2 separate regions of the Homo sapiens genome follow, and region 1 is linked to region 2. The links are chromatin loops, found by intact Hi-C in ENCODE. Cell type or tissue: CD4-positive, alpha-beta T cell. All regions are shown on one strand.

Region 1 (2,500 bases), 1.2 Mb before region 2:
CACTGCACTGGAATGTGGGCAACAGAGCAAGACTCCGGCTCAAAAAAAAAAAGGAAAAAAAAGGTAAACAAAACAATAAAATTGAATACTTGACAAATACTTTATGGGTTTCCTCAGCTGTAATTACAATTCTTAGATGTTCCTTTTCTGAATTTACTTATGCTATGTAATGTCATGTAAAAGCTATATAAAAAACAGCTTTTTGTGGACAGAATAAGACATCAATGTTTTGTTTTCCAAGATGTGTCAAGATGTGTAGTGTCCAGATAACCCCTTTAAAAACTGTAACTTTTTGACTTGTATATGGTAGGTGCTCAAAAGAATAAACTGAATAAAGATGCTTAACATCAATTGTTAGGGAAATAAAAATTAAACCACAATAAGATACCATCACCAAACTATTAGAATGTCTGAAAAAAAAAACAAAAAACAGAACAACACAAAAAAACCATCAACACCAAATACGGGCAAGGACACAGAGCAACAGGAACTCTCATTCATTGCTGGTGGGAATGCAAAATAGTACAGCCACTTTGGAAGACAGTTTGGCAATTTCTTACAAATCAGAATTCACATTTCAAAACACCCTTCTAATTATTTTAAGGTTACAAATACCTTCTCTTTCTGTTTCCCTCAAGTCTAAAATGATAATAATGCAGGTGATTACTTATTATCATGGCATGCTGATGTGAAGATTCACACACGGTACAAATGGCTAAACCTCAGAAGAAAAGTTTTCTAAACAGGATCAAATAAGAGCCCATTACATTTTGAAGTACTAAAATTTAAGGTCATTTCCATAGACTGTCAATTATCCATAAACTTTTCATTTCTAGTATTTGGCAAATAACCAAATTCTGTTCCATTCTCTTAGAAAATTTCTTAAAAATAAGATCAGAGATATGCACATTAGGCATGTATCTGAGGCATTTTATGGTAACACTTTAAAAGGATTTTGAGAAGCAAAAGCATTATTACAAACATTTCTTCTTTTACATTTTCTGAACAAGAATATGCAATTATCTTACCAAATTTAAGTGTAAACTTTTTTTAGGTTATGTGAGGTAAAACACTGAAAATAAAGAAGGAAAGAATTAAGCCACCAAAAGGTTTTAATTGAAATAGTCTTATTGATATTCACTGTAATTTTACTTGTGCAAGTTATATAACCTGAAATGCTTAAGTTATAATTAAACCACACTAAAAATAAAATCTATTTCTGGACCTTTTTACCCACAGTAGCTATTAGATATTTAAGAAACACGGAAAATATAGCAAGTTGCAATTTGAAAAACAGCCACTAGATGGTAGTGATGACAAACAAATCTATGCTTATCAAGCAAATAAACTCTAGGCCTATAGCCTGCCAGAAAAAAAAATCAGGAAATACAGGTAAAAATATAAATTTACTGTTATAATGTTGGTACAATATTTGTAAAACAGGAAGCATTAAATATATAAGTTGTGGAAACAATTTAGTAAAAATTTAGTAAAATATATATTAAATCTATTAAATATAAATATATACATTTACATTATATTAACTAATATACTACCACTGGCTAAGAATAAAGTCATCCAGTGTGTCTAAGTTACCATGCATTTATAACACATCAGTGAAAGGGCTTCAAATCTAAAAAATTAAAATTAAAAAGAAGATACTGGTGGTAAGTGAAATAAACGGAGAAATAAGACTTCTGAGTTGCATAATTAGAAGGTGTCAAATAACATGTTTTTATTCCCCAGAACCAGGTATTTATACTAAAAATAATACAATATATTTAGATCCTTTCCTTTCTAATTAAGGTTTCTTAAAAGGTATAATAACAATGAAAGTAATGAATGTTTAAGCTACTCTTTTTTGTAAACAAACTGTGAGAAGTTTGTTATTAAAATGTTATTAATATATAGGATTACCAGTTAAACCAAAATTAAGATAAAAACCAAGGTTCACAGGACTAATATTACAAAACAGCACTCATTTGTAACCACAGTTTATTTCCTTTTTATTATACCTAACATTATATAACTAGAAATTGTAACTAAAACCAATTTAAGATTTAAATCTTGCATATACATTAGCTGGTTGACAACGTGAACATTACAATTAGTAAATTTGAGGAGCTGTCTGCCCTCCTTGCTCATTCCCCTCCCCGTCTTTTCTTCAGCAGATGAAAATAGAAGGGAAGCAAGAAACCATTTCAAACTTGGAGGACAGGGTTTACATGGACTTTCAGACTCAAAAGTGACAACTCACGAAGGCTGTATTTTCTACTTTTTAAAGCTGAATGTGGCACTTTAAATAAGTAAATTATTTCTCGGTTTTATGATCATAATAAAGCTTTTAACTAAATTGAATTAAATCAGCATTCTATCCAAGAATGAAAGCTTGATCATTTAACCAGATTGAGGGCAGAAATTAACTATATCATAGACTAATAAACTTACTTAAATGAATATTGGGTTTCTACCACTGGCTTTAGTAATTTAAACAGTTGAT
Region 2 (2,500 bases):
ACACTCATATCCCCACCGTCCTACTGTAGATTCTGCAACAGTACCTATAGCGTTTTCTTATGTATTTGTTTCTTCTTGCAGATCTATAAGCTTATGAGAGCACTTAAGTTGAGTTTTTGTGCTTGTAGGCCTTAGCACAACATTTGTACATAAAAATAGTTAATGAATATTTATAGAATAAAGGAATGAAGTTATATATCATCCTTCTCAAAAATCAAAATTCCAGTCTTCCAAATAAGGTATCTAAATTCTTATGACATTCTATTTACCATATACCCAGACATCAGAAATTCACACCTAAAACAGTAGCCACTGAGTTTCTATAAATCCTCTGAAAATTTAAGTACATTCTAAAAAAATCACACATGGTTCCTGAAAAGTCAAACTAAGCTCCAGGTATATATTTTAAACTATTCATAGGAAAGAAAAAGAGCTTCTCTGACATGCTATGCTGAAAATTACCTGCTTATTTCATTACAAATGATATTTTAGCATTTAACATTTGGTGGTAATAACTGTTACTTTTTAAAACAGGTTTATTGTTGTCACTAATTTTTACACTGTTCCTTGCAGATGAACATTTTTTCAAAAAATAAATAAGTCAAGGTTAAATAGTTTACCCACAGGTACAAAGGTAGAGATGGGGGAGGTCTCATCAGATGTTTATTAATTAGTATCTTTTCTACAAAATCACATGCTGACTAGCAGATGAAGATGAATTAAACACATGATCATATCTTCTGTTACCTAATACCTCAATAGGAATCCATAAAACACTGTATTAAAACAATCATAGGAAATAATAAATTTAGAAAATGATAGTGATAGGCTGGAGAAAACTGTCTAAAGGGATTGGTATAAAGAAAACTGTCACAGATAAATAAATGAAGAAATAAGGCAAGAACAGGTTTAAATATTGCTTCAAGCATGGCTTGTGTTACAGCACATAAAGTAGCTTAAAATATAAGCCCCAGTGTTTTCTTTGTAGTTTTTCTACATAAATACAGATATTATAATTAGCCTTTATGTTTTTCAGAAAACACTAATCCATGGTCAAAATAATTGGTTCAATGAGCTGGACACCTGTAGTAAGTTTCGGAAGAGAATACTTGCTTGTGGGTCTGAAATGATACCAACTATTTGGAGATAATTTACTTTAGAAATTTACATATCCAAATCATGGAGAAAATTAATATTAAAATAGAGAAAAAATAAAGCAAAAACAAATGTTTTAAACACTACTGGAAAATACATTCAGAAGCAGATGCTGCTTGCAAGCAGATATTTTATATAGAACAGTGTTTTAAGGACAGAGAAAGATGATAGGTTTTCAAGGATTCCGTTGTCACTGGATATAGGCATTTGCCTTTTGTATGTATTTAAGAATTTGCATTCTTATTCTGTTCTGAGCAGAAGATCTTTTTCTAGCGCAATGATAGCATGTGGTGTGTTGTGGTCCCGAAATGTGTGCAGTGAGGTCATTATCAACCCCAGACTAGTTTCTGTCTTTAATGCACATTAATTCACATGTCATCAGACATGAAAACTAAAGTGTTTAGAACCTATGTTCTTTTGCTTTTTGTCTTTCTGGTGTCATCAAAAGTAAAAAAAAAAAAAAAATAAATAAGCACCACCTTAGAGTATATGAATGACCAGGAAATAAACATAAGAATAATAAAAAGTCAAATCATGTCCAAATTAAATTAAAGAAAATGAATCACAGAAGTTTCAAATAGAACACCCATTTGCAAGTAAATGAATTCCAAATTTGGGCAAAGTTTTTTGGAGTTTTAGACTATTAGCATGTAGTCACAGTGACACTTTGTGTTCATTGTTAGGGAATGCACTCTAGGAAAGTGCTAGATGAATGGATACCATGATGCATTGTGCTGGGAGCATTGCTACAGAATTCATCCTTGGGAGATCCAAGAAAGAAAATGAGAAACAGAGTGAATCAAACTGAAACATGTAAACCCAGAGGAGTGGACATATAAATATAGAGTGTTATTAACACATAGATAATGTCCTTCTGAATTCACTAATATTCTTTGTATTGCACTGTTCAACATAGCATACGCTCTCTGCTTTTTAAGTAACTGACCTAACCTCTAGATCTAAAATATTTGTTCTACATCATTTATTTAGAGATGTTATTTTAATTGTTACTTAACATCTCAGTGGATAATTCGGCTTATAATTCTCTGAAATAAAATCAGACAGAAACTTATTTAGATTTAAAAGTTGAATTTTTTCTGCTTTTATCTGATGAAATAAATGGCAATACATTTCAATGACTACTAGAGAAAGAGAGAACAGCGTGAATCCAAGTATCCAAATATATAATTTTACATCATCATGTTAAAGAAGGATATTTATATTCTTTTATGTAAAAAGTATATTTTATTCTAATACTGCAGCTGTCTTTGTAAGGGTTGTATAATACAGATTTAGAGAAAAAAATTTAAATAAAAACATAATAGTTGGATTTATTAGAATATTT

Evidence for each region. Peaks named below come from ENCODE experiments on the same cell type or tissue, not always from the same donor. Only the 100,000 strongest peaks of a DNase experiment are listed, where the experiment ranks them.
Region 1: it touches region 2 in a loop (12-fold over the local background); 2 of 110 quality-filtered maps call a loop at or near these places.

The regions. Positions count from the first base shown.
Region 1 is chr13:79,540,436-79,542,935 of GRCh38, reverse strand. All of the region lies in intron 4 of NDFIP2 (Nedd4 family interacting protein 2), which reads right to left. Among named protein-coding and RNA genes, the nearest start is that of LINC01068, 25 kb to the left of the region's middle. In CD4-positive, alpha-beta T cell, CTCF peaks have their summits at 1,103 and 1,305 (motif pointing right); a DNase peak (open chromatin) is centred at 1,305.
Region 2 is chr13:78,316,546-78,319,045 of GRCh38, reverse strand. All of the region lies in intron 3 of OBI1-AS1 (OBI1 antisense RNA 1), which reads right to left. Among named protein-coding and RNA genes, the nearest start is that of OBI1-AS1, 260 kb to the right of the region's middle. In CD4-positive, alpha-beta T cell, no CTCF peak of the experiment used is centred here; no DNase peak of the experiment used is centred here.